Linked DNA regions of Mus musculus: regions 1 and 3 are each linked to region 2. Evidence: chromatin loops called from intact Hi-C (ENCODE). Cell type or tissue: left cerebral cortex. All regions are shown on one strand. Links, peaks and the distances in the headings refer to the core of each region. The heading gives the core; the rest is flanking DNA.

Evidence for each region. A loop is a pair of places that touch in the nucleus more often than their neighbours do. Peaks named below come from ENCODE experiments on the same cell type or tissue, not always from the same donor. Only the 100,000 strongest peaks of a DNase experiment are listed, where the experiment ranks them.
Region 1: it touches region 2 in a loop (9-fold over the local background); 2 of 42 quality-filtered maps call a loop at or near these places.
Region 3: it touches region 2 in a loop (6-fold over the local background); 4 of 42 quality-filtered maps call a loop at or near these places.

Annotation. Positions count from the first base shown.
Region 1 is chr2:98,282,856-98,293,285 of GRCm38, reverse strand. No RefSeq gene overlaps it. Among named protein-coding and RNA genes, the nearest start is that of Gm33780, 420 kb to the left of the region's middle. In left cerebral cortex, for the core only: no CTCF peak of the experiment used is centred there; a DNase peak (open chromatin) is centred at 6,254.
Region 2 is chr2:98,119,124-98,129,553 of GRCm38, reverse strand. No RefSeq gene overlaps it. Among named protein-coding and RNA genes, the nearest start is that of Gm33780, 590 kb to the left of the region's middle. In left cerebral cortex, for the core only: no CTCF peak of the experiment used is centred there; DNase peaks (open chromatin) are centred at 4,754 and 5,907; H3K27ac peaks cover 1,179 bases.
Region 3 is chr2:97,461,023-97,471,452 of GRCm38, reverse strand. Lrrc4c (leucine rich repeat containing 4C) reads right to left here. Exons shown (of 9, transcript NM_001363047.1): 6 at 3,033-3,313. Among named protein-coding and RNA genes, the nearest start is that of Gm22313, 230 kb to the right of the region's middle. In left cerebral cortex, for the core only: CTCF peaks have their summits at 5,137 (motif pointing left) and 7,665; DNase peaks (open chromatin) are centred at 4,072, 4,214, 5,073, 5,507 and 3 more places; H3K4me3 peaks cover 3,886 bases; H3K27ac peaks cover 3,809 bases.

The DNA.
Region 1 (10,430 bases), core at 1,319-9,318, 160 kb before region 2:
AAGCCACCTTTATACTCTGCTTTTCCTTCTTTCAAATTCATGACCTAACTTTTATTAATTATTATTAAATTATATATTTATTCACATTCCTGAAAACACAATTTCAAATTGTTCAGTTTGACTCCTCACACATCGAGATATTTCTTGATTCCTAATACAAATGTGTGACATTGGGAGTTTGACCAAATATGTAGCCATAGTTGAAAGAGTCAAAACTTTTACTATAAAAATGACTTTGACATTTGATAGTTTGGCAATATAAGGTATTCTTCAGCTTGAGTAGGTTATTATAAGTGTCTGGGGAAGAGAAAGGTCTGGCAATGTCCCTCAAGTTTTCAGCATACAACACTCCTATGTCACAAGCTTGTGAAATAATAATAAAAACAAACAAGTGAAGTACGCTCATGGCATTTTTTTAATGAAATGTATGGTTTTAACTTTAGATGTAGAAATTAGGGTCATAAAATTCCTGTCATTTAAACAGACTGCAAGCTCTCAATAGGTATATTTTAAAGTAGTGAAATACATTTGTAATAGGTCATGCTATACATGTAAAATGTCATGCCTGTTTAACATGTTCTACCACTTATCTTTGAGAATTTTGTCATTATCTAGTAACTTAGCAATAAAAAGGAACAACAGCGAAGTGGACACTGTTCCTAATGTTCTAATCTTCCATCCTTTTTTTCACAACTGATTAACAGAATAGTAAAAGGTTAATTTTGTAATTACATGCTTCTCTGAGATAAATTATGCATGGTGCCACACTCATTGACACAGTATAATGGGCACTTTATGGAAAAGAAGTGTATTTTTAGGAAACAAGTAGGCAGAAATCAAATGGTGAAAAGACATATTTCTACCAAAAAAAAAAAGTGTTTTTGAACAGCTTTTGCCTTTGAAGCAATACGTAGTGTTCATAAGTCACTCACTCCAACCAGAAAAGTCAAGATTAAGTTTGAATCATATGTAGCTCTAAAACTTGTCTTCTTCACTTATGGGACATAATTTTATATATTTAATGATTGATTTATTCATTAATATATAGAAATGATTATAGTGATTCTATAATTAAATTCTAAAATGTGGTAATGTATGTATAGGAATGAAAACATTGTCTGTTACATATGGGGCTCGATATATTTTAGGTGTGATATGAAGTCACAAGAAAAGGTAAAATTATGAGAATGATATATATGTGTTAAGGAAATTCTTAATTAGAAGTATCGATATAATAGATGCTTCTGAGACCATATATATCTTTGCTTTATTGTATGTGAGGAAAGAATTAAGTTTTAGAGCCAAAAATAATTTAAAAAATCATATATTTCATATACATTTCTTAATTCATAGCATTCAAGCTCAAGTATGAGCATGTTTATGATTAAACTTTTGCACACCTTGGGACAGCTACCCCATGCTTAAGGCTTGAATGCAATCCATTGTTTACTTATTTCCTTTTGTGATTTTGCCCAATTACTTATAATTGAGTAGGGTCACTTAAAATGTGATCTATCTTCTTGTCATATTTTCTTTTCACATGGAAAATATAAGACAACTAAATTTCTGGGTGGCTATAAGAAACCAGGACACAGACACTTCCAAGACCCTTAATCTTTTCTTCATCCTTTCTGCTGAAGAATTTGGTATTCACAGTAATGGGCTGCTTAGGGAACTTTCCCTTCCCAAAAACTTTGTAGTAAACTTATCGCACAACATCAATGGTAAGAGCAGCTCCAGTCTTGTTTTTTTATAGCATTGATCCATGTCTGCTCACTAACCAAATGTCCATAATTTATCCAGGTTGACAGTTGGGCAGAAGCTCTGGTTCCTCTTCAAGTTGTAATGCCTCATACCAACTTTCCCAAAGTAACCTGGATGTCATTTGTTGAAGTTGATCCTGTGGAGATAGATGCTGCCAACCTTCCCTTAGTGTCACGGGTGCTTGGTGTGCTTGCCAATGAGGCTGTGGGGCGGCTTGTGTAGCCTTGAAGTTTTTAGGTCTTCTTCAGTCTGTACAGTATGAGAGTGGCAGAAAGTAAGAGCCTTCTCATCATATTTTACATATAGAGTTATATTTGTAAAATAAGTACTATACTCTACAGCACATTTTGAGAAGTTATTTATGCCTTAAAAGTTAATAATCATCAAGCAGCAATTTCCTACTTGTTCCTCCTAGCTTTTGACAACCATTTCTAGTTTCTATGAGTTTGTTTATTTCAAGTACTTCTAAATGGAAAAGCTTCTTGACATTGTTTTTGGCAATGATTTCTCATACTTGACACCAAAAGCATGGGCAATGATACCAAATATAGAAAAGCAGAACTACATCCAACTCAAAAGCTTCTTCACAATGAAGTAAAAAAAATCAATAAAATAAAAGGGCAACCTTCAGTATAAGAGAAAATATTTACAAAACATCTATCTGATTAGAGGTTATTATATACATTATATATATTATGCATATATAGCTAAGTGTATATATACATGGATATATAGCTATGCATACATATGACTACATGATATAAATATATGTTTACACACATATATATAGCTATTATATATTTGTACATATATATGTAAATATCTATATACACACATATTTACACACACATACACATATATACACACAGCACACACACAGGTCCTCTGTATAAATATTACATCATTCAGTTTAGTATTATCACAGGATTCTTTAGTGTTCCAATGATTTTATATATGTATGTGTATTTGTATGTGTATATATATATATATATATATATATATATATATATATATATATATGTTTAAAATTCAGTAGTAAAGAAGAAACACATCTTTTTTTAAATTTATTACGTATTTTCCTCAATTACATTTCCAATGCTATCCCAAAAGTCCCCCATACCCTCCCCCAACTTCCCTACCCACCCATTCCCATTTTTTTGGCCCTGGCGTTCCCCTGTACTGGGGCATATAAAGTTTTTGTGTTCAAAGGGCCCCTCTTTCCAGTGATGGCCAACTAGGCCATCTTTTGATACATATGTAGCTAGAGTCAAGAACTCCCGGGTACTGGCTAGTTCATAATGTTGTTGCACCTACAGGGTTGCAGATCTCTTTAGCTCCTTGGATACTTTCTCTAGCTCCTCCATTGGGGGCCTGTGATCCATCCAATAGCTGACTGTGAGCATCCACTTATGTGTTTGCTAGGCCCCGGCCTATTCTCACAAAAGACAGCTATATCTGGGTCCTTTCAGCAAAATCTTGCTAGTGTATGCAATGGTGTCAGCGTTTGGAAGCTGATTATGGGGTGGATCCCTAGATATGGCAGTCTCTATATGGTCCATCCTTTTGTCACAGCTCCAAACTTTGTCTCTGTTACTCCTTCCATGGGTGTTTTGTTCCCAATTCTAAGAAGGGGTACCGTGTCCACACTTTGGTCTTCATTCTTCTAGAGTTTCCTGCCTTTGTCAAATTGTATCTTATATCTTGGGTATCCTAAGTTTTGGGCTAATATCCACTTATCAGTGAGCACATATTGTGTGAGTTCCTTTGTGATTGGGTTACCTCACTCAGGATGATGCCCTCCAGGTCCAATATTTGCCTAGGAATTTCATAAATTCATTCTTTTTAATAGCTGAGTAGTACTCTATTGTGTAAATGTACCACATTGTTTTGTATCCATTCCTCTGTTGAGGGGCATCTGGGTTCTTTCCAGCTTCTGGCTATTATAAATAAGGCTGCTATGAACATAGTGGAGCATGTGTCCTTCTTACCGGTTGGGACATCTTCTGGATATATGCCCAGAAAAGGTATTGCTGGATCCTCCGGTAGTACCATGTCCAATTTTTTAAGGAACCGCCAGACTGATTTCCAGAGTGGTTGTACAAGCTTGCAATACCACCAACAATGGTGGAGTGTTCCTCTTTCTCCACATCCTCGCCAGCATCTGCTATCACCTGAATTTTTGATCTTAGCAATTCTGACTGGTGTGAGGTGGAATCTCAGGGTTGTTTTGATTTGCATACCCACAACACCCGCCACGGGATCTTAAGACTTCTAGTGAGTGGAACACAGCATCTGCTCCAATCCAATTGCACAGGACCTGAGACTGCATTAAGAAACCCATCCTTTTATTGTGGTCAAAAATATAAGTAGACATTTATCAAAAGAAGAAAAGTAAAATTGACCAAAAATACCAAAATCTCTGCTCTAGTCCTCAGTTATAGGAAATAAAAAAAAATCAATGTATCAATAAGTCACATCCCACCTAGTAAGTTGAACACTAACATACATATGTACACACATACATGTACATGCACACACACAAATGCACACATACACATGCACACCCATTCACACAGAAGCACACCCACAATTAGATAGATAGATAGATAGATAGATAGATAGATAGATAGATAGATAGAGATTGAGATATGTATGTATGTATATTTATAATTAATGTAAATATGCAGAATCAAGAAACTTCCTCCTGATAGGACCATAGAGACAAGAAAGGATTCTAGACTTTTTTGTGAAGCCTTTCAAGTTAAAAGTAGAAATGCCTCACTGTGGGTTATTTTTTTCTAGTCCTATCCATTTGCCTGAAAATTTTATATTGTCATTTTTTTCACATCTGAGTAAAAGTCCATCTATAAATGTATCACATTGTCTTTATCCTTTTGTTCCTCTGCTGAATATCTACATTGTTTCCAGTGTCTACTATAATGAATGGAGCAGAAATGAATATGGTTGAGGAAGTGATACTCTGGTAGTACCACTTCCAGCGTCTTTTGGTATATGCCCAAGAGTGGTATAGCTTGATCTTGAAAGAGTTTGACTCAAATCTTCCTGAAAAGTCATCTTCACCCAGTCTCAGCAAGATAAAGTATGCATTTACTTATATGTGAATATCATCCATAAAGTCAGTGACAATCAAGCTATAATCCAGAGAATAGCAGAAGTTTGGAGTACAGTAACAGACTAGAGAGAACAGATATATCTTGTTAGGAAAGGAAAATAGGATAATTATGGATGGTTGAGAGGGAATAGCATGAGAGGGTAAATTTGGGAGGGGAATTGAGAGGATATGTGGGTGGGAATACAAGGTAAGATATTAAATTAGGGAGCATTTGAAGGGAATTTGAACACCTAATATAGTAGAAACTTTATATATATATATACACACACACACACACACACACACACACACACACACACACACACACACCTGTACGAATATTATCTAAATGAAATCTCCAAATAATGAGACAGTCTCAACGGAATATATGTTTTATCATCAAATGAACATTTTATCACAGAGATTATATTATATAAAAATTAGTTGATGACCTAAGTGTTCCATTGGGAATCTCCAAAGACCCAGGCTATTGCCAAGACTGTAGATTCTTCTTAATCAACTGGCAACAAGTTCTAATTGATTAACACAACATTCACAACTCATTTAACATAGAGAATTCAAATTGGTGCAGTACAGTTTCTTATCTCTAAATCACATTATATTTCTAATGTAACATATTATGATGAAAATTAATGCAAATTATGGATTATCATATCACAATTGGGAATCAAGTGGATATAAGTAATGCCATATATGTGCAACCATGATACATGTCTACCCAAAGTAAATATAATTTAATATTTCATAAAACCAATTAAAATATTATTATCAGCTTTCACAATTTTACATCAGAATCTAAGATCCAAGAAGAAAATTATGATTATGTATGTTCACATAATTTAGAAGGATAGAAGGACATACTCTATTATTAGATTTTATACAATCTCAGTTATTTTGCTTTCAAAGTATTGATCTTGCTACTATCATTATCTGTTTAGTTATCATGGTATAATAATATATTCTGTCTGCCTTGACAGACGTTGAAATACAGATGGAGAGATAATATACAGATTCTCAAAAATGTTTAGGAAACATCTATGTACAATAAAAGCCTTCAGAATGACACATATAAGTGATGGTGAGAGTGTTCAAATTTGAACTAACCAAACCAAAACAACACATCACGGTATGGCAAAAACAGTGTGATGGGTTGTTATCAGTTGGTTCATTCCCTATAGAGGTGCGTCAGCCAAATCTGTAACAGAAAACTGGAATATGTATTCAAGACAGCCATCTGCAGATTGTACTGAGCAGCTCTCCTCTTACTGCTGTTGCCTTAGTTACTATTTTCACCCGCATGTTTTATTTTGAGACAGTCTCCATCTTCATATATTTTTGTTTGCACAAATTCACTCACAGGCAGTGCCCACTTTAGATGCAACATGTCCTTGCAAGCCAGGATCTTAAAGTAGATCTGTCAGGAAGAATTGGAATGCACAGGATTGGGCTGTAGATGTATTGCTGCTCATCTGTTCAACACTGGTTATAGTTACCTAAAAATGTATGTGGGAGCAAGATTTCTGCTGAAGGCTGTTAGTACTAGATTCAGATTCAAGAAAGCAAGTGAATAAAGGTGTTGAATTTGCATATGTTAATAAACTCAGATATACTTACTCTTGTAAAATTCTGGTGATTTTACATTTTACTTTGTTTAGGCCACTTAAAGTAGCTCATGTATTTTAGACACTTATCATCTAACTACAGTAGTATTTCATCTTCCTTTCCTAAAGTAAATATTAATATTTGATTAACAATAATATATAACAATTCTTGTGAATGAAACTTCTTTAACTCTTAAATCCAAAAATGTATGTTATATTTCAGCTAAAGTCTTAATAATTTCAATACAAATAAACATAAATATATAAGTCTGACAAGCTCTCCCTCATTGCTGAAAGCAAGTAAAAAAAGCACAGGATGTCAATAGAATTTTTTACATAAAACAAACATGATTGCGTCAGTTACAGAAAATAGCTACATGTTAAAGAATATAATAAGTTTGAGTTGAGCAATGTCAAAAAAATCTAGTCAAAAATTATTTGTTAAATATTAGAATAATCATTTTCAGAACTAGATCAGGAGAAAAATGATTGACTATAATTTATAGGTACCTAAACCAAAGGCTGTACAAGATAAAGACTTGAAAGATGCAGTAAATATAGGGGAATTTTTCATAGTAACATTTGAAGTTTCAAAGAACCATGTTATGAAAAAGAAAGACACTGTAATGATTTAAAGAAATAGTTAAGGTTCTGGGAGGTTGGATATTTTTGCCATATAAATCCTGGGGCATGTTTTGCTCATTGTTGACTTAGGAGCACCTCAAAGCTTCAGTATTACATGCCATGTTTGCTGTGGCTGGCTGACTACAGAGTAGAATATCCTCCAATAGTATATGGCCATAAAGTGTTCCTTGGATACTGTAGTATTGGTCGCAGGGTATGGTTTACCTGGTAGAGAGATTTCCTAGCATGTATGAAGCCCAAGGTCCAAACCCAGGAACACAGGAATTCAACGTGGAGGTTAATGCTTGTATTGCCAGAAATTGTGAAGTGACATGGGAGCTTGTGACATTCAAGATCATCTTTGGCTACTTAAATTAGGATAACCTGGAGAAGTAAGCCCCTGACTCAAAATAAAAATGCAAATGCAGTTTCAAACACTATTTTGACAATGAGGTGGAAATAGAAATCCAAATGTTTTCTCTAGTAAACATAGTGTTTTAAGGCTTAGCCAGTACAATACACAAGAAATAAGTACAACTGATATTGCTTGAAAGAGACATCAAATTATCATTGTTTGTAATATACATTATCATCTACATGGTATTTTCAAAATGAAGTAAAATCTTTGACAATGAGTAAGATTTAAAATGGAGTTTGAGTACACATTAGAAAACCAATAGATGCTTCAGGTTTTATATGCTAGGAACAAATACAAGAAAATTATTTTTGAAATAAAAATCTCACTGTACAGGTTTGGTTGGCCTTTAAAACCATGTACAGTAGCCTGGCCACAATGTCATCTAAACCTGCCTGCCTCTGCATCGTAAGGTGAGGAATAAAGGTATGCACAACTGAACATTGTGGAAAAGTCATTTTAAGAATAAAGAAAAGAATTACTAAAGATGTGACAATTTGAGAACAAATTAAATTTAGTTTCATACAAACCGCATTACATATGCAATGCTCTCTACTGTTTCCAGGTGCTTTTAAAAAATCTACTTATACAACATTATGTCGTCCTGATAATATAATTTATTTCAGCTAGTCAAATCTGCACAGTAATAATTTTCAACATTTCTAAGAGAAACCATTTGAGATCTTATGTGGCATGCTCTATGTAGTTTCCTGACCTAATAAACATCAAAGCCGACCTTTTCAATAGCAGTATGAAAACCTGGTGGGATCTATATATTCCTTTGCATTCAATAAACTACAGGGGCAAAAAAGAAACAATAACAAAACTAGAATGCATTTAAAAAATAATAGTCTCTTCAAGGTATGAACAGTTTTCTTTGAACCATAGCATATCCCTGTAAGAAACCGTCACGTACTAAAGGTGAAGGATCTTCATATTTTTCTCAGTCATTATACTTATTCTCATTACAGAAGTTACACTAACTGATGGGGGACTGTGGAAGGCAGCCTGTTTGGGTTGAGTGAGGCTTGCTCCGGAGACCCAAGTAGAAAACTCAACAAGGGACAGAACAGTGAGACACGTTCCCAGAGACAGGTGCCTGACACCACAGAACCCCCAACTCAATAATTCTGTGACTATCAGTCCTGCCGACAAAGCCCCAAGCTCCTGGCATTCTAGCTAGGCTGCACCCTCAGAGTTACCTGACAATGGCCAGGTATGCTCCTCTCCAGTTATCTGGCAGCAACAAGATAGCCCAACCCACTATAAAAGGAGCTGCTTGGTCCCTCCTCACTCTCTTTAGCTCTCACCTTTCTTATTCTCATCTCTAGCTCTCTTTTTACCCCTCCCTTCCTCCCTTCTCTCCACTAGGCCACGACTGGCCTCTCTCTTTCTCTCTGTCTTTCTACAATAAAACTCTAAAACCATAGACTGTTTCTTTTCATCCAGGCCTACCGTGATTGAATGATGGAATAGGTTTCCCCTAAGAGCCATGTCTAACCTCCAGCTGGAAGGCCTTCCTGAGCACCAGCCATGGACAGGACCAAGGACTCTGCCCTGTGGGAACCACCCAGTGCCCTCTCTCTCCCTGTCCTCTCCTCTTTTCACTCCAAGGATGACCTAGCTGGCTCCAGGGTCTCCACTTTGTTATCAGCTCTTCCATGGTTTCCAGCAGTTCCTGGGATGCCCAAGACTGAGAACCTGTTATCTTTAGCCTCCATGAGGCCCAGAGACCTCAGACTGCCCCTTGTCTACCCTCCACGGATTGGGGTTCGTGGCTTCCCAAATGCAGTAGTCCGCATCCACCCACCCACAGAACTGGAACTATGGCAGAACACGGGTTTTTTCCCATTCTCTTTATTCCTCCATGCCTGCTGCCCTAAAAACAGTGACTTTTTACATCCATTGAATGTCTTTTATATTTCAAATCAAATTCAACCAATTACAATCACCATAACAACCAGCATCTCTTAGCCAATGGTGAGAACTTCCTGGATCCAGGGTTGAGGGATTCTCACTTAGCACACTTCTCTTTTAAGTTTACAAAATGATGTCAAATTTCCTGAAAATATCTTTAGAAGTCTTTTGATCTCAATATTAACTTTGTAAGTATCCAGGGAGATTCTGGGATTCTCAGTAACTTGTCAAATAAGATGAATAAATTGTACATGACAAGAATAGAGAAAAAACAAAAGACTGTCTACTCTCCTTTATTAATCACAAAGGGCTGTATTCCACCAAGGAAGAAAAAGAATGTATCTCTATTACATTTATTTTAAGTAGATAATTTTATTTTAAAAAGCATTGTACTTATAATAGCTTCTGTATAATAAAACAGATGGAAGTAGAAAAAGTACATTAAAGTTTGATTAAAAATATTCAGCATTTTTAAGGTAGAAGAATGCCTTTCATTCCAGAGTAGCCATTTTTTCCTGGGTATTATTCAGGATTGGGCCCAACACCTCCTACAGAAACTAAAATCTATGTGTACTCAAATTTGTTATATAAAATGATAACTATTTCTCTATATGATTTATAAATACCCTCTCATACACTTTAAATCTTTTCTATTATTACTTAGAACATCTAACACAATGGAAACTATCTAAATAATTATTTTTGTCTATATTTCAGGGAATAATGACAAGGAAATATACCAATATGTGAATGCTAATTATTAAAGATTTTTTAAAGAAATCTGGTGTGTGTTTGTGTTTGTATGTATAATAAGAGAGACAGAGACACACACAAAGAAACAGAGAAAGAATCTTTTGTAAGTTGGATACTTTCTAAGAGCCTAGACAAACAGGAACTGACTCAGAATTTATTTGCATAAAATAAGAAGTGAAACGTGAATGGTGTTCCCTTATAGGAGTTAAGACACCTTCAATAA
Region 2 (10,430 bases), core at 1,354-9,353:
CCGGAGCTCTTGACTCTAGCTGCATATGTATCAAAAGATGGCCTAGTCGGCCATCACTGGAAAGAGAGGCCCATTGGACTTGCAAACTTTATATGCCCCAGTACAGGGGAACGCCAGGGCCAAAAAGGTGGAGTGGGTGGGTAGGGGAGTGGGGGTGTGTGGGTATGGGGGACTTTTGGTATAGCATTGGAAATGTAAATGAGCTAAATACCTAATAAAAATGGAAAAAAAAACCTTGATATCACATGGCTTCGAATATCTCAGTAATTATTGGTAAATTCATACTACAAAAATATTCAATGATTTGGTAAAATTTTTGTAGTTCTTTTCACATAGAAGAGGGTAGATACATTTTAAAGTGTTTTAAATGACGACTTGACTGTAATCAGGGGTACCTAAATAGTAGCTAACCATATACTGGGTATATTTTTTGACAATTACTCCTGAAAAAATATTTTTTTTAAATTATGGATATTTGTCAACAATATGGGTAGCCACACCAAATTGGTAACAGTAGAGGAATCATGAATTTGTTCTTTCTGTTATGTAGTAATGGTAACTTTCTCATTGGCCCCCAGATATCAGAATTCCATGTCTTTCTCTTTCAGCTTTTAACTTAAAAAACAGTTGCTGGTTTACAAGGCCTCCAAACTTGGCCTGAGTTATGTCCTGGTCTTATGGACTTGAAAGGAGATTATTATGGTTTTTATTATGGTATTATGGTTTTCCTAGTTTTTCCATTTTGTAGACAGTCTATCTTAGGATTGCTTGTCTTCATCATCATCTACAGAGCTCTCCCTTGCTAAAGCATTCAGCTTGTTTTTGTATCCATCTATCTTCCAATTGCCTCCTATCCATTCTATCTCTCTGGATAAATCTGTCTTACGACAAACACAATATGACAATATTAAGGCAGTGTTACTGCAAAATTGGATCATAGGAGAAAATCTAGTTAGTACCTAAGCTTGGATGATGGGTCTTCTCTACAGAGTAGAAACATATTAAAGACACAAGAAACCAGTAAATATTATCAAAATGACAAAGAAAGGGATAACCAATGTACATGTTCCTTTATAGTAAGACAAATATTTACATTCTGTGACAGATTGTATTTACTACTGAAAGGCTATAAATATATTTCTTATTTTTTTTTTGTTCAATATGTTTTATTCACTTTGCAACCTGAGAGCAATGCCCTTCACCTTAAGTGTTTATTAAATAGTTTCAACTTTACATATTTTTCTTCCTCTCTCTTTCTGATGTACTATCTTTGTCTCTCTCTGATCTTCTGTCTGTCTCTTTATCTTTGTGTCTGTCTGTCTCTGTGAGTTCATTTGTTTGCGTTTGTGCTCCTGCATGTGCCTATTTGTGTGTGTTCCTGAATGTGTGCCAATGTCCCACAGATATCACAGGGATTTAAATGCCATGGAACTGAAATTACAGGTGGTTGTCAGCTATGGAACATGGGTGATTAGAACCTAACTTGAATTTTATGTCAGAGAAACAAGTACTTTCAACTTCTAAGGATTTTTCTAGGACCTTGAATGACTCTTTATATAAAAATATTACTCTGTAGTGAAGAGATTAGGTAAGATTAAGTAAGATACATAGATAGGTAGGTAAGTAGGTAGGTTGGTAATTCAGAGGTAGGTAATTGGACTGGTAAATAAATAGATAGATACATAGATATGTGACAGGATAGATTATTTATTGATATAACTATAATCCTATACATAGATTTACACAAGTAAGTAGACACAGATTATTATTATTTCCAAGGGCTTCAAGTGATCATTAGTTTTATGGCTTACTTTTTATTAAAATGCCTATCACATGTTATTCTCTTTTTTTACAACTCTGATGATTCTTATCATGTTTTATGTCAGCTTCCTAAGATCATTATGCACTTTCTTATATGGATACTTGAATTGATGATCACTAATGCAAGTTACAACCCACCCTATCCTATTCTCTTCCTATTGGAAAGTTCTTACAACAGCTGATTCAAAGAATTATGGTTATTTTACTTCTCTTAAAGCTTATTTCTCCAGATATGAAATAAATGCTCAAAAATGGTTTGCAGTTATTAGCTTTATAGACCTAGTTAACTACACAGTAAATAATTGGAGTTTCTTTTTTTCTGTTATATATTTTCTTTATTTATATTTCAAATGTTATCCTCTTTCCTGTTTTCCCCTCCGAAAACCCCCTCCCTCTGCTCACCAACCCACCCATTCCCACTTCCTGGCCCTGGCATTCCCCTATACTGGAGCATAGAACCTTCACAGGACAAATAGCCTCTCCTCCCATTGATGACTAATTAGGCCATCCTCTGCTACATATGCACCTAGATCCATGAGTCCCACCATGTATCTTCTTTGGTTGGTGATTTAGTCTCAGGGAGCGCTGGGATTAATGGTTAGCTCATATTGCTGTTCCTCCTATTGGGCTGCAAACTCCTTCAGCTCCTTGAGTCCTTTCTCGAGCTTCTTCAGTGTATATAGAAAATGTGATAGATTTACTTAATGGAGTACTATATAGCTATTAAAAACAATGAATTTTTGAAATTCTTAGACAAATGGATGGATCAGGATGGATCATACTGAGTGGGGTAACCCAATCACAAAAGAACACATGATATGCGCTCACTGAAAAGTGGATATTAGCCCAGAAGTTCAGAATACCAAACATACAATTCACAAACCACATGAAACACAAGAAGAAGGAAGACCAAAGTGTGGATACTTCAATCCTTCTTAGAAGGGGAAACAAAATACCCATGGAAGGAGTTACAGAGCCAAAGTGTGGAGCAGAGACTGAAGGAATGACCATCCAGAGACTGCTCCACCTGGGGATTCATCCCATATACAACCACCATAACCCAGGCACTATTGTGGATGCCAACAAGAGCTTTCTGACAGGTGCTTGATATAGCTGTCTCCTGAGAGGCTCTCTCAGTGCCTGTCAAATACAGAAGTAGATGCTCACGACCATCCATTGGATGGAGCACAGGGTCCCCAGTGAAGAAGATAATTGGAGTTTCTATATATTTTAGTGTCTTGATACCTGCTAGATTAGTATAATTTGAAATTTACACTGATTTACAAATCTTTTCTCCTTAAAAACAAAGCTACATTTTAAACTTAAATAAAAGTGTGATTTTTTTGTTCTGTTGGTTGTTTTGTTTTGTTTTGTTTATGTGTATACACATGTGTATATATGCATGTTATATGTCTTAAGTGTTTTGTGTGGTAGATGTTCTTGTTAGTGTTAGTATGAATATGTGTCCATATTAGTGTATGTGCAAGTATATGCACTTGAATATGGAGGCCAGAGGTTGATATCACATGACTTTTCTTGAATGCCTGCTACCCTTTAAATGTTGTTAATTTATACATTATCATATTTTGTCTATTTAGTGTACACTCTAAACGGGGAACAGATAACCACCTATGATAAGTCAAGTCTCTACTACCTTGTGGGTCCTGAAGACTAACCTGAGGTGGTCAGACTTAGTTTAAAATTCCTCTCTTCATTTAGTTTTTTGACACAACATCTCACACTGAACCCTAAGTTCATTAGTTTTGTTGGACTGACTGGTCAATTAGCTTATGTGATCTACTTGCCTCTCTCTTTTGCTCTGGGCAGTGAGTTTACAGATGTACAGATATATTCCATCCAAGGTGGCTTTTATGTGGGCTATCAAAAGAAAAAAAGATAGTACATTATGATTTCAAGAGCTTATTTACAATACCACAATTTTAAATGTCCACAGATAAAAAAAAGTCCTTAAATGCAAGTCAATATTTCTTTGCCATTAACACTAAGGAAAGATATTAGAGTATGAGAATATTTGATTTTGCCAATAGAATGTTATCTAATCAGTGTTATTCATTTTTTGATAGTAACAAGTTACTAATATGGTAAAAAATGTAATTGTTTATTTGATTTTTTATTGTTTAAATTTAAACCACTGCATAACTTAAATGTTTAAAATCTATACCACATAATTTAGAATTCTGTCTTTCCATGAAATAATACAAACTTACATTTACAATTTTGCTATTGCCTAATTTTGTGTTCTGTGTGATCTTGACAGAACATTAAAGAACAACATGAAAAACAGAGTAATCAAAAAGACCAAAACATTGATCATTACTGGTGTAAATGGAATAATGGTCTCAGGATATCTTTTCTGTATTGTAGAAAAGTTTAGAGCTAAAAGAAGTCCTTGTGGTATCATTCTGTTCCTAGGCAAATAAACAGCCTATACAGACACAACTTTGTAATGATTATATTCTCATCAAGCAAAAAAAAAAAAAAAAAAAAAAAAAAAAAAAAAAGCAGAAAATTCTCACTTTGTGCTTTAAAACACCAGGTTGTCATAGTGTATACTTTCTGCTGTTAGAAACAATAATTCACATGTTTTGAGTAAATGAATCTACTTATTTATCCATTAAAATTATACATATATTGATTTTGCATATTTTGGTATAGTAAAGATATTATAATATACTTCGAAACATTCTGAAGAATTCCTGAAGATGGAGAAGGAAAAATAATACATATTTTAATTGTTAATTAATGAGATGTACTTTTATTAGAAAATTAATCTGAGATAAGGAACAATGCAGACAGTTCTGTCATGTGCTACCTTCTCAGGTAGAGGCAGCTTTCAAAACACACTTTAGCAGCATCACAGTGATGCTGTTACCATGGAGACAGCAAGCCCTGGGAGAAGCCTTAAGAGGACTGCACAAGAAGAGACACTCAGAGCTCTGTTTTACATACACAGCTGTCATTTGTAACTACTTTATTCAGCATTACTGCTATTGCTGATCGTACAAGTGCAAAATGGTTAACAGTACTGACAACAGCTCTACACAAAAGGCCAGGCAGCTTCAGATGATGTTTTCTCTGTTTTCCATTTACTTAATCACCAGCTGTCAGAGAGCACAAGAAAATTTCCTTTGGGTAGTTGTGTTTTAGAAGATACTTGGAGTGCAAAGTGCATGTTGACTTAAATCTAACATGATATTGGAAGTTACAGCTTTAACTCCTTAACTTAATCAAATTAGTGGATAGTAAAATACAATTAATAACCTCCTTTTGTATTTGCTAGTGAAAATAAATCAAGGTGTGGGGAGAGACTCTGTCTAATAAATACTTCTGAATTTGTGATGACCTTTGTGTATAAACATGAATTCACTCAAGAAATACTAATTAACAATATTTTAAGCCAAGAAAATATCTGAGGTAGAAATTAGGGTGGAAAGAAAAATGGTCTCTTTTTATCTGTGAACATTTTTCTTTGGAAATATCAACTTGTACATTTGGCTACAACAGACTACAACACATTACAAGACACAGTACTGAAATATGTCTTTTCTCCTTTGGAGATTGTCATTGGAAAGCCAGTCTGTAAACATGGTTTAAGAAGCCTGTTACTCATATACAAATGCAATGCCAATTCTCATGGTCTTAGTGAGGAGTATCCAAATCTGTTGGTATGCTGCGGGTGAGTTTTGAATGTTATGCCTCTGAATGATTTGAACTGAATGAATGAAAATTCATCCTATTCAAGAATATACTCAGTGTCTTAACTCCAAAGCTGTGTTTGACCAACTCTCTTACTTTCTTGATGTTCCCTCAAAGTTAGCAGTATGAAATCTCTTTTATAGAGAAAGATGTGAATAAATGGAAGGAACAGACAAAGATTAGGTTTTGAAATGCACAACATCAATAAAATGGCACACTTTATTTTTATTTCTTGCCCTGAGAAAGAATAGGCAGCTTAAATTTAGGTATCCCAGGGCAACGGGTATGTGAATTAACTCAGTGCCACCTACTCAAGCTAATCTCTGCCATCAGAATCACGATGCCTTCTATGTAAAGATACTGCAATAAAAGAAGAGGGCTCTGAGGCATGCTTAGAATCTACTTTATAATTTAAGAACCTAGTTCCAAAATGTAAATTTAACTCCTACTTAAGTATCACAGCAGCTGCCATCTTCTTGGCACAGGGAGAATGTCTCTTCTTCACATTGTAATATTTCTTAACAAACCCAGAAACATATGTGCAAAGGAGAAACTATTTTGGTTACAAAATATCTTTGAATTTGTTTCAAAGGCACTCTTGTTTATTAAAATGCATGTTACTTGTTTTATAAGGATTTTGTACTACTTGGCAACTTGAGATCACATAAAAATTAGTTCTTTTCAAAGGTTTCTGTACCTATCTAATGTTCCACTTGAAAAAGTCTGTGATTCTGAGCTATTTTATGTAATTTTCATTTATCATGATTTAACTTCATATACATAGCCATACTTTGACATTCTAAAATGTTTTTATGTATCCTTTACACAGTAACCTATATATTTTTTTAAATTTTGATTTGTATGTATGTCATGTTTAAAAAATGTGATATGGCTTTTTTCTGATATACTTACTTAATAAATGTAATACAAGTGAGTAGATGTGGTTTATACATTTGCTCTCTTCAGATCATTTGGAATTTATTCTATGGCTAGTGTCAGCAAATATAAAATTCATATTAAAAGTATCTTAATAAGCATCCAATTATCTTAACATCATACATTTCATATTTAATTATTATGTATTTTATTAAAATTGCTAATATCCATTTTGATTGTGATTTTAATATTTCTAAAAATCGTTAAATGTTATTGTCTTTCCCATCTATCTAGTCAAATTAACAATCTCAGTGTTTCAGATTAAATGCTAACTCCTCATAAAATTTCCTCAATACCCACTTCAAACTGCTTTATTTCTCCATTATATTGTTTCAGTGTTTGTTCCTGTATTCTCTGTCCATTTTTATTCTGTGAAACAGAAAAATGCAGCATCCAACTCCTAGAGGGACCATCTATGCTTTTTGATAGAGGCAGCATTGAGTTAATGAGTGTGATAAATGAAGGCAGGGAAGAATTTATACAAAGAATGAACATTCTCCTTGGATTTATTCCTCTGTAGTTGATTTAGGTATGTTGGGATGCCTCTGTAGTTTGATGTAAAACTTCATGAACTATATGGATGAAAGTCTATTATTTTCCATAGCCTAACAGATATCTAATTTGTAATCACTCAATAGATATTTGCTTATTATTTTATTACTGTACCATTCATTTTTATTTAAAATACTCAAGGTCATAAGCCACTAAAGAAAGCAACCCAAACAAAAACATATAAAATTTCATTATACTAGCAGTTGAGACTATGGTAAAACAAATTGTATAGTTTATATTATTAAAATCAACACTTAAATTTAAAAATTGTTAATCTAAAAGCCTTCAAGTTGTCTATAGTTAAAACAATGAAAAAATATACATAAGCCTTAATCACATTATGTTCTGTACACATATATATGCACATTTTCAGTTGCCATAAAAGAATCAATAATAATTAAAAATCTTCCTCTTAATTTAGACAAAACCATCTCAGATAAGTTTATTGTGTTAGAGAATTTGTATTACTCAGACATTGCTTTTACGTTGCCTCCCCAGTATCTCAATTTCAAATAGATTTTTAAAGTGACTATTGCATTCAGTATTATGGACCTCAGTTGTAAAATATATTTCATGTGAAAGCTATACTAGCGTGGGGAGGAGAACAAATAATTACTTGGATAGAAAAATTGAAATCATACTAGTTATACACAAATAAAATTGATGGATTAGCATTTATATATAATCACTTTGGGTAATATTTAATAGACTTTTGGTAATATTTTTGAGTGAAATTTATTCATTCATACGTGAGATTAAGTGAACTCTCTCCATTAATGAGCCAAAAATGAATAATATTAATCTTTTGGAATTTTGTGGCCATTGGTCATCAAATAGAAGTGTATTTTAAATGTCAAGTTCTGAACTAGGAAAATGACTCAGTAGAGTAATTTATCATGTACTTAACCTGTACAACCCTTTGACTTCACTCAAAAACAGTTAAATTATATATATATATATATGTGTGTGTGTGTGTGTGTGTGTGTGTGTGTGTGTGTGTGTTCATCAGTGGAGAATTACTATATAAACTCATCACAAATTATATATTAAATTTACATTTCTATATATAGCAATACATGATCACATTAAATTTTGTAGTAAAATGAAGTCTTATTTCTATGTATTAATTGTTTATCCCTTTAATAGTGTTAGCTCTAGGTGTGATCTCAGGATATAACATATTAGAACACAAGAAAAGTGAATCTATTTTCAATGTTTTGTGATTTACTGCCAGATCTGAAGGATAGTTATCTGCATATGACACTAAAGATATTTAGGAGTTGGTTACTATTCTTGGTTTTATTTATTTATTTTGAACTGTTCTTGACAAAACAACTCAAAATGCACTATCTCATTTGAAAAGATAAGGATTGAAGTTGCACCAACACCTTTCCCCAAACATGTGAGCCTTAGAAAAAGAGAACCATAAGTTTACAATATAAGTTAAAGAGCAGTATTGTAACAGACATGCAGAGTTGGGAAGACTAATGTATAATAAAATGATGGTTTTCAAAAAAAGGAGCTTGGTGATTGATATTAGCCAAGGGTTGTTAGTCATAAATTCATATAGGTATATTTACAGGCTGTAACAACGAGTGTAATAATTTCTCTTCTGTTTTGTAGTTGGCTTATATTTTCCCTGATTGAACAATGAAAATATCTGTATAAACAATTAAAAATTTTAAAACAACCTAACCTTTTGGCATGAAATAATTTTTTAGGGCAATTTGAGGACAAATATTTTATGTTACATGATAGTGAAAGTATCTCTTTGGCCATTGTAAAGAGTGGATTCTCATGAAATATTTTGTGTTCAAACATAAAGAATAAACACGGACCATTTGTGGCATAAGCTATTCTGGCCCTACTTGATAACGAGTCATTCATATTGTAAAATCTTTCCATTTTATTACATTACATTTCATTCATTGCTGAAATTCATTACTTTTACTATTCTTTGGGTAGAGTGTCTGGACTTTGTGGGATTCTATGCTTTGTAATAAAAATGCAAGTGTGAATTGTAAAGTCCGTTAAAAGTATTATTTACAATAATAATATAGCATATATTGTAATAGAATTCAGTTCAAGACTCAGTAGTGGCCCAGGATATGGAAATTACAAAGTAAATAATACACAGATTATTAAAAAGACAGTTTGGTTTTTTTATTTGATAGCATGTAAATCTGTCATCGTGATATGTTTGTGCCAAATAGTATCAATAGTGTGCCAAGAACAAATGTCATTTGCAATGCCGTGAGATCTTCAACAACATTGTAAGAAATAAAACAGCAGAAATAAAAATTTCAGAGAACAATGGATATTTTAGTACATTTATAGCATGTGCATCTCCTTTCAAACCTCAAAGGATACAAACGAGCAATGTGTGCATATATATAGGGACCAAAACAGGAACAAATAGCAATGGGACAGAACTAAACTGGAGGCCTTTATGAGACTCGGGTCTTAGAACTTATGGAGGCATACTTATGTGTTGGACAACATTCTCTGGTTCTGGTTAATTGTAAGCATGCATTGAGGTCTCGGTTGGTTTGTTTTATCCTTACAATGACTTCTGTATTACTCAAAACTTAGATTCATACAAATAGGATCTATTTTTTCTTTTTTATGGGATGATATTCACAGTTTCTTAAAACCTTAGAGAAGGATCTATGCTTTGCTGTTGGGATGCTTTAGTCCTCTTTTATTCCCAATGTAATCTAAGAATCAAGTTAAAGATGAAATGAAAAATTGCCAGAGCATATTCAACACAGTAATTTGTGTCATTTTTGTTTTGCTTGTGTTCCTATTGTTAAAAATATTGTACATATTTTTGGATACTAAAATTCTCTTGTCCTCAAAATTGTACAGAAAGAATTGGACAAAACAAACTAACAAACAATGTATTTCTCATTTGTTTACTTGTAGAGATTTATTGTGGTCCATGTAGGAAATTGTAAAATTCCCTTCCTTTCCCTGCTATAATTCTGGTATTGTTCTGTTTCTTTTATAGTGTATGTTTTTTTTATTCAGAAAGAGCTGTTTTATACTTTCTATTAAGCTTTCCAAACCTGCCTTTAGCAGAAGGTTGTAAATGAATTTTATCTTAAAGATACAAAGAAATTGATGGTTCAAATCATTCTTCTGCCCAGGGATGTATGGGATTTAATGAATACAAACATTCCTTAAAGAGAGAATTTTTCTATATGATATAAAATCAGTATATTCATATTTCTTGTGGTATAACTAACTTAATTTATTTTATAAGGTATTATGCTGGCTTCTGGAAAAGCAAACCCACAGCCTATATTTTAGTGACAGCAGCTGTACTATTTAAAGCTTTATGTCTTCTTGATGGATCCTTTGTTAATTTTTCAGAAACAAATACTGGTTCTATGGGTAGATTT
Region 3 (10,430 bases), core at 1,519-9,518, 660 kb after region 2:
GACGTTATTCTCAACCCACAAGCAAAAGAAAAAAGATGAGGGACGGGGAAATTTAAAATATTGCTCAAAGGGTGTAGCTATTAGATTACAGGAGGAAGAAATTTGAAATACCTTTAAAACTAGTGCTAACCTGCAGCTTTCTGGGTGTGTGGTCCCTAGTAGACTTCTGTGCCTATGTTTACCTACCTAGCACAAATACACTGAGTGGCCAACTTGAGCTGAAGCAGTCATTAGGTAGGATTTCAACTCCACCATAGCCAGGATTTCTTTCCTATCCCATGAAAAACTTGTGGATACTGTACAGCCAAGTGATTCCCAAGCCAAAGAAGGGGATTCCCAAGCTTAGTCTGGGCACCCAAGTGTGATGCTGGCAAAGTAATTCACTCACAAGGAACACCTTAAATACCTGGTCCTGTCAGGGAGATGGAGCTTTGTTCTGACACAGATTTCAAATAGACTGTCTTTTCCTTCCCTTCCTTCCCTCCTCTTGGCAACATCTACCTATTTGTATAAGGAGGGAGAGGGACAGAAAAGCCATGACAAGGTTGAACAGAAAAATATAGTTTGTGGTCGAATGGGAGTAGTGTTCAGTATTGAGAAAAGTTTTATGGAAAACAAAGATGAATAGTACCAAAACTCCTGATTAGCAGACACAGCATACTTGCAGGGCAAGTTTTCCAGACAAAGCCTGTACTTGAACTATAAAGTAAGGAAAATCTCAAGACATTTTCTTCTCTTCTTACTTCTGTGCTTGTTGCACTAAGTTGCAGAGGATCAACAACTTTGTATAACTTGACTTGTTACATGATCAAGAATGGTGAATTAACAACAATAACCATGCAAATCATAAAGGACTAAAAGACACACACACAAAACACAAGATGAGAAAGAGAGAGAGGGAGAAGAAGGGGGGAGGGGAGGGAGAGGGGAGGGGGAGGGGGAGGGACAGGGACAGGGACAGGGACAGGGACAGGGACAGGGACAGGGACAGGGACAGGGACAGGGACAGGGACAGGGATAGGGAGGGAGAAATATATAGAAGCCTCCATAAAGTTCTCAAGGAAAATAATTTGCACATGTGTTTTCATAAGTTGGTAAATTCCTACAGAATCTGTGTTTCCCAACAGGAAACATGTGCCTAGAGAAATAAATTAGGGAAGTGCTTTGCTGTAGGCTACCTTAGTTAAGGAATAACAAGAAGGATAAGAACAGATGATGGGAGCGAAAGAACAGACATAGATGCTGTTAGCAGAGTGTTTCTGGTTTCTATTATCACCTCTCTAATATAAATCTAACTCCACAGATCCTTAATGACTCTCTAGAGTCTACCACTCAGAGCAATAAACGTGCCCAGCACTAACAGGGCACTCAGGAGGCAGCTGCCTTCTATCTCCTTTGGGATATTTCAGACTTGTGGATCTTCTGGGATTTAAATATTTTAAAGCCAGAGTTTTGTGAACCATGAGACAGACAGAGAGAGGATAAGAGGGAGAGAGGATAAGAGGGAGAGGGGATAAGAGGGAGAGGGGAGGGGAGGGGAGGGGAGGGGAGGGGAGGGGAGGGGAGGGGAGGAGAGGAGAGGAGAGGAGAGGAGAGGAGAGGAGAGGAGAGGAGAGGAGAGGAGAGGAGAGGAGAGGAGAGGAGAGGAGAGGAGAGGAGAGGGATGTTGGCACTTAGAAATCTTGTTGTCTACACTGACAGAAGTTTACTTCATCATCTCTAGATCACTGTGCCTTTCTCTCCCAAATAAAAATGGCAGCTGTGAGCCTCATATATGTGCCAGATTTCTTCCTAGTTTGGATTCAAAACTTGTCTGCTTCTCTGAGGCTTGTGTGAGTCATCTGTCTCAGACTTGTTTGGTCATTAACCAAGGAATTATGGTTTCTCTCCTGGCCTCAGTTTCTTCTTTGCTTAGCCTGTGTGATATAGTTCTAAAGTTACCTGACAGTTCATGGTTCTAATCGAAGCCTCCAGAGAGAGGTGGGTGTCATAGGTGGGGGTGAAAGCATTTCTGTATCGCAGACAAGCTCTAAGACTCTGACAGAGGTGGAGGAGGGGGAGGTGATCCTGTAGGTCCCAGCCTCTCAAATCACATGCAACATTCTCTTTTATTTAATTATTATTTACTTTTGTTTGTTGGTTTGTTTGTCTTCATTGACTTCTTTCTTTCAAAGCAAACTTGGTCCATGATAAGCTTTGGTACTCAACACACAAATTGTTCTTTGGTATTCCTTTCTAAGTTACCGCAGGACGGTAAATGTCTGCCTTTTCTCTCAAAAGCTGTATCTTAGTGGTGTTTGGAGGGTTCCTCACAAAGCCTATGCTAAATATTCAGGTCCTTTACAATCTGAGTGCCACTTCTCTGAAAACCAAGGGAGTCTGAAGTTACAAGGGGTGGGGTGAATGGGTCCTCCTTGTTTCAGTCACAGTTTCATCACTGAAGCCCCCAGGGATGCAAAGACCACATTTAGACAAGGGAGTGCAGGAAGCGCTCTACCACTTCCTCTGCCACCGCACAATTCCCTGTTATGAATTAGCCAGAAGCCATCCTTCACCTGCTTGAGTATCTTAGTTTTGTGTTAATACTTCTGTTGATCTGCAGTGTCGGGTTGGATAATGAAATTTAAATTGGGCCCCTTCGATTTCCAATAGCCAACATTTGTGCTGCTAACTCTGGGGTTTCCTGGTAACTTAAATGCATTCTAGAGTGTCAATCACTAGCATCCGCACCCCACACTGCAGCAGCTTTCATGGAGAGCTTTTTTTTTCTTTCCTTCTTCTCCATACTGAACACTTGCAAAGGCATTTGCGTAGAATGCAGACAACCTGCATCATTATAGCAGTCCAGCTTATCAGTGAGCACAGCTTGATGGAACAACTGCGTGGGCCACCCTGTCCCTCATTTTCTTGTTCCCAATAGCCGGGTCCTTGAAAAAACCACAGTGAGGGGGGAGGGGGAAAGAAAGAGAACCAGAACACTAAATTAATGAACAATTTCTGCCCTGATAAATAAGAAAATTAGGATCACTCACTGTATTTCAGCACAGCTACATCCCGAGGGAAATCCAGGTGGTTAAGAACAAGAAAGAATGCACGGTCTTGACACCAAAAGAAAACGAGAAAGAAAACACACAAAAAAGGAGGTTGGTGAAGAAAAAAAAATCCAACTGCAATTATCCTTCAATTTTAGTCAACACGGGCACTGATCCAAGGGTCCTCTGCTGATTTCTTTCCCAATCAATGCTTCCTTCTTCCACGGTCAACTTTTCTTCAGTGGGATTTCTTTGCAGATGTATTATTAATTTCCTCTCCTCTTGTGGGAAATTCCAAAAGAAAAAAAAATATATATATATCAGGTCTTTACTTTTCTAAAAAAAGCCCCAAACTTTTCATTCCAAAAATATCTCCTTGGCGTACTTTCTCTTTTACAGAGAAAAATGAGCACACTTTTTCTTTGTGGATCCTCAGTTCTTCATTTCCAAACATCCTTGGGGGAGGGGGACAGCTATTTTATGATTATTTATGTCAGAATACACCAAACCCCGCAGGTCTGACATCAGCTTATTTCATTTTTCCCCCCAATGCTCTCCGTGTGGCCATATACACATTTATGTTACGATCCAGGTCTCACAAGAAAAAGCTTCATTCTTTCTTCTCTCTGGCACCATCACCTTATCCTCTGCGTTCTGCTCCAAGAGAGAGCTGCGTCCCGTATCCTTCATTTTAGCAAGGCACCCAAAAGCCACCTCCTCCGGGGGTTAAAAAAAAGGAAAGAAAAAAAAAAAGAAAAAGAAAAGGAAAAAAAGAAAGAAAAGAAAAGAAAGAAAGAAAGAAGAACAAAAAAGTCTTGTCTTTACATCCTCGATTCCTTTCCCCAGCTTTCCCTTCGGAGAATTTAGGGATCAACTGCCCCCACCGGCTACCCTTCCGGCCGGCCCCTTCGTCAAAGATCTGATTAGATTTCTCATCACAACCCAGTGCGCAATTGGATTTTTGATTTCAGCCACCCAGCCACCTTCCCCCCTCGCCCCTCCAAACTCCCTGTTAGATCCCGTCGCCTTCCCTCCACCGCCTCTGCGATTTCATAATCTCACGTTAAATGGAGTGCGGGGGGCAGGGGCGGGGGAGGGGGCGGAGGTAGAGGAGGAAAATTTCAAGGCTCCGTCAGCTGTCAAGAACAAACCCGTTCCGCCCCCGGTCAGCTACTTTTTTTTTTTTTTTTTAAGGCTCTGGGTGGCTTTCACTGGGTCCCCTCCCCCACTCCCAGCACTGGGTACAGGTCCTCCAGGTATAGCTGAACTGGGCGATCAGGGCAGGGATCACCGGAGAGACGCTCGATGCGGTCCCTCGCCAGCGGCCCCTGCCAGCACTGGTGTCCCCTTCTCCATCATCCAGCAGTAGATCTCGAGTCCCCAAGGTTGTGGAAGTTCAGGCTAGGCTTTTATTTCAAGCAGGGAAAACAAAGTGAAGGGGCTGACGTGGTGTTAGGTAATTTTAAAAAGGAAAAAAAAATATTCAAAAAATATATTTAAAGAAAAAAGGGGGGGGGGTAACGAAACAGGAATGAAGAGGGTTAAAAAAAATTCTCTAATCACTGGCTCCTCTCATCCTTCTGGAATGAAACTGCAGCTTTGATCTCATTTCCAGCTGCGTTGGGGACGGTCTGGAGCCACAAGTTGATTCCTCTGTGCGCAGCCGTTCCCGACGCCCGCTGGTCCTCCTGGAGGAGATTCGTCCTCGGGCGCGCAGCTGCTCTGCGCCGGTCTCAGTGCCATAGTCCCGGCTCCCCTTCCATCCACTTCGCGGTGAACTCTCTCCCTCTCCTCTCTCTTCTCTCTTCCCAGATAAATGAAAGCGCTCACTGAGCGGTTGGCAGCGTCTGCCAGTCTAGACTTTCCACCAATGCCAGGTCCTGTTACTTAGGGTCCTGACTCCCCAAAGCGTTCCAGGACTGCAGTCCCTTCCCCTCCTCTGGCCCTCTTTCTTGCCCCTTTCCCTTTCCCTTTCTCCGCTAGAGATCAGTAAAATACAATTACCCAATTACCTCCCATCATCTTAGCAGTGATTGGTCAATTGCATTAACACTTGAAGTCAGGGAAAAAGGGATTGGAACCACTGAGGTGTAGCACTGCTGCCACCTGGAGGGGAGAGTCGGAAAAACGCCGTTTTAAAGCAGCCCCTCAGCGTCCGAGGCTTGTAATCAGAAAAAGCAATTCAGGCTGTGTGGGAGTTGTCAATTTTATTTTTATTTTTTATTTTTTTTAAAGCTTGCTGGTTTTCATCCCGAAAGCTGAGAGTTTTAAGGTACAAAAGAGAATATATTGAAATCAATTCACCACTTGATTTAAAAATTATCAACAAACACTAAGCTTTTCCTTTCAGATTGATGGTAGGAGCCTCTCTGGGAAGTCCAGCACGCTGGTCCCAAGGTAGGGATTAAGACTGCTCTCCTTTGGAGAATTGGTTTTTCAGGAGGAATCCAGGGTAGGTCAGGAGCTGCCAGGGAGGGAAAGCTTGGGGGAGCAGGGTAATCTCTCCAGGAGGAAACAAGTGTAAAGGCTAGATAGGAGCCTTCAGTCTAGGCAGTGTTGCAGTAAATTGGCCTGTTCAGTTTGTACAAGACATTCGGGACAGCTTGACAACTCAATTCCAGCATCCCTCGCTCCTGAATGTGGGCTTTTCCATCACCCCGTGTTAGAAGAGCACTTGGCAAATTTCACCTCTACTGCCTTTCCTAAGAAGCGGGGACCATAGAACAATGATAAAATAGTTACATATTTTGACATTTTTCTCTGGTATATAATTATCACAAAACTCTTTCCATTAGCTACAGTCAGTCATTTTTAAGTCTCCCAAGCATATTTGAGATATGAGGTCAAATGAAATTTAAAGTGATGATTATAAATATTAGCGACTGTGCCTGTTGAAAGTGAAGGTAAATAAATATTTTTGTTTCATTTCTCCTAGGGCCTTTTTTTATGGTGTATTTGGTCATCTGATTTGTGTGTGTGTGTGTGTGTGTGTGTGTGTGTGTGTGTGTGTGTGTGTGTGTTTGTGGTTTTGTTTTATAACATTCCAAATATCAGATACCACTCTTGGCTCAAACAGAGTGTGCAAATGTTTAAAAAAAATTATGGCTGGGAAATAAGATAAGAGCTTTTGTGTTACTACAGGGATATCAAAGGCCTATCCAAGTTCATGACAAATGTTCTTTTCCCTTTTATATTATATGCAAACCCCTATATATTTAGTTCTTTGGAGTTCAAAAATGTATATCTATACATTTCTTTGAAGGCGAAGGAGAAGCGGTAATATGGATTTCAGATGTCATCACCTGCAAGGGAAAATACCCTCGTCGCAGATTCAGCTTCATTTGCTTATGGTTTCTCAATAGGTTTGTGAGAGCATTGATGTAGTTGTTACACATGTACAATGTGAATTTGTGAAGGAGTTAATGCTTTTATATTTAAAAAGATGTTACATGGCCTGATTCACAAACACTAGTAAGCCACTGGTTATAACGTCAGTTTGTGTTGGTCAAGCATCATTTACTCACTGGGGAAACATTGGAAAATTCTTTCCCTAGATGCTCTGGATGGGTTCAGAGAAGTTGCCCCCCCCCCATTTTTAAAAGTAAATTGAAAGGTATTAGGAATTCTTTTTAGGGAAATAGACAGCATAGGGAAGATCAACAGTATGGTAATTCAAACCGAGGTATACCAGCTGTTACTAGACACCTTTATCACCCTTCAGAGTTAAGTATTCTCTTGAGTGACATAAAAGGAAGGAATGATGCTAAGTAGAGAATCAAGGAAGATGTCCTAGTTCTGCTTAGTGTCTCATTGCCTATCTACAGTACCAAAGTTGCCTATTTGCTCTACACGACACTGAACTGGTCATCTGATATTCATATTTGCATTCATAGTCAATTATTAATCACGCTTCTGTATGATGTTTTGCAGCCTCTTTTATGCATCACTTTATTTAATATTCAAACAGCTGAACGATTTTGAAGGCAGGCAAAGTGAAATGTCATGATATACTTGGTAAATGACAGCCAAATATTGAACCCAGATCCAGTCAATTTCACTTCTTCTAATTTCCCATGAATTCAAGTTTCCGGTCACACAGAGAGCAGCCTGTCATATAGAAAACAGTCATGAACACACTGGCTCTTATTATCAGTGTGGTTCCCCGGAGGAGAGTTTGTAGTTCTGTAGAGATGGCACTGTTTTATACTGCTGGGTGGTCTTCGTTAAAGTGAACCGAAATAAAGACTCAGCAAGGGAACGCTCCTAAAAGCACACATGCAAACTTAGTTGAGACACACAAGTGTTTATATATAAATCCATCAGGGATGTCAGTTATGCTTAATAGATACATGGGTTTAAGATCCTTCATAAGCTGTCTTTTAGAAGAAATAATTGCTTAGTAAATAAGGCCTTCCATCCTCATGCTTCCAGCGCATCAGCTGTTCTGTTCAAAGCCCTGTCTAGAAATGAAGGTCACTGCAGTGAGACAACTTGGGCAGAGGGAAGGTGATGTCCCCAAGGTGGTTTTTCTTCTATAGATACACAGAAGTCCACATTTTGATCTTCTGATGTTAAGATCAAATAAACTTGTCATATTATTTCTCTCTGGGTTGGTGACTCTGAGCTGGTATAATCTTTAGCAAACAGCAGGGGACAGCATCTTGTAATCAGAAACACAAACCAGTAAATAGCATGAATTCAGTAACTTTGTTTAAAAATAAAGAAAATAAAAAGACTGTGTATATCATGTTGCTCACTAGATTTAAGGAGTGATTTTCCACAACTATAGGCAATTTTGTCAGTGCACAGTATATATTTTTAGGTCTAAGTCATTATTTTATGGAACAAAACCTGAGAGTTCTCTCTTTTAGTCTCAAATATATTATAAACAGAGAATAATCATATCAAGCTTGCCTCTGTAATTCACACAAGCTGATATAAATTAAGCCTATTAAATTAACTTAAAATTTACTTTAATATTAAATGCTATATTGTTATGGTCATATGTGCTGTTAGGCAATATAACACAGACAGTGCCTCAGGACCAGAAGGCATCTCAACAAGCGTATATTCTTAGATTCTAGTAATACAGATGAGGATACTAAAGTGCAAGTATATATGAAGACAGCTGTTTATTTCCAATACATTCCTTTGATGATGGAAACTCCAAAATGCAGCATTTACCCCATCTAGATTTACTGCTTGTTCTCTCTTGGATTTTAATATTTGTCTCAGTTTTTTATCTTGCCTGTACAGTCCAGTGTACATTCCCATGTTACAGTCATTTGATGCATCCCAACAAAGAGGGGATTTAATAATCTCCTATTACTGCCTGTCATTATGGAAGACATCACTAATTCCCATTCACCCCATCTACCTGGCAATGTGAAAATATCTCCTTTAGCTGTCTTTCCTCATCTTTATGGACCTGACTGGGGTTGCTTGATAGGCTCCTGCTACTCTTGTTGTTTGTTTGTTTGTTTATTATACTTCTCTTTAGTATTAGTTTGGGAATGGAAAAGCAAATGAGAAAGAATGAAGAAGGGAATGATAAAGGGAAAAAATCAGACCACAGTGTCTGATACTTTGCTACTTAATATATCCTTATTGATTTGATAAATGAACTGCCCACTTGTTTGAATGAAAAAAATCAATAGATAGTTCTACTAATTTAATGATAATTCATGGAACTAGGGTGGTGCCTTAGTCAGCAAAGTGCATGCTGCAGAATTTCTAGTACCTGAATGTCATCTCCATGAAAAGCACTGTGTACTCATCTCTAATCCCAGAACTGGGAAGACAGAGATAAGAAATCTCTGGAGCTCTCTGAGTGGCCACTATGGTCAAGTTAGTGAACTAAGGTTCAGTGAGAATCAATGTCTAACAAAACAAGTGAGAAAGAGACCGATAAAGACACTTCTTGCATCTCTTTATGTATGCAGATATGTACATGTATGCTCATATGAATACACATCCAACACACACAAATGTTATAAGTTATTATATAATGTTACAAGAATATTGAAACAAGGTAGGTGGAAAGACCTGAAGGCAAGAAGGGACCATTAGCATCCTTTAAGAGAGATACGTTCATTTAAAAATATGGATTATTTTTTTAAAAGAAAATTTACTGTGAAGCCAACTGAATTTAATTTCTTCACCCTGATATTCAATGATTATTAGATATTGCATAATATTCTCCATAGAAAGTTACTCTTTACAAAAAAAAAGTATGTAAAGTAAGGACATTAGTGAAGAAGTTGTGTTCATGAGAGGAGTTCTCATCATTTAAAATATGTTGGGTACCATGACAAATGATTAGAGTGACTTGAAGTCATATAAAAAATAACTTTAAAAAAAATGTATGACAATTTGTCAGTTTGAAATTTATTTAGATTCAGTTACATTTTAGGAATTCTTTTGAAATGGTGACCTTAGACCTAACAAAGCACAAATTCCATTCTCTACAGTTGCTAACAGAAATAATCCTTGTGAGTAGATACTTGAGGCTTTTTTTTTTCCTGTTTTTAAAACCGTCTAATTTAAGAATCTCTGCACTGGGAAGAAAATCACCCATAAAGGTATCTTTAAAATTCCACCAGGAATTAGTCGATGGTGTGAATCCAGTTGTGTAATTTGATAAGACAGCTGCATTTTATCCAGCTAAATCAGCACTTGATTCTAAACAACTCCTTTGGAATGCGCTGTTTTCCAGCATTAGCCCCGCAGTGCAGATTTAGGAAACTATAGTTTTGTCTTCTGCGCCACTTCACCATTGTTCTCTCTGGAAACTAAGCACATAGACATCATACTTCAGTTCTTTCACACTGAAGATTCAGCAGCACACCTGTGATTCCAGGCTTGTACCGACTTAGAAGCACATGACTCAATGTTAGGAGAGCAGATTTTTTTTTAAGTGCCTAAGTTTCTATTGTGCAACATATTTGCATGTATTTGAGTATTTATATGCACATGTTTGTAAGAATGTGCATGCTTGCAGATGTGTATGCAAATATGAGAGCTTATGAAGGTTTCAGGCATCCTCAAAAGCTGTGTATTTGTGTGCTTGTGTTTGTGTGTGTGTGTGTGTGTGTGTGTGTGTGTGTGTGTGTGTTTGTGTGTTTGGATACACGTAATCAGAGGTTAGAGGATGATTTCTTTGCTCAGTTCTTAAGCTCTCTACATTATACCCTTAAGACAGTCTCTCAATGAACATGGAAATTTAGTCTGCAGCCAGGAGGCCCAGAGATGCTCTTTTCTCTGCCTTCACAGCCCCCAAATCACAATTGTGCCTTATCGATCACATTTTTTTATGAGTGTCCTTGAGGACCAAACTCATGATTAAACAGCAAACAGATACTTTTTCAAACTGAGGTCTCTAACACCCCAAATGGGCAA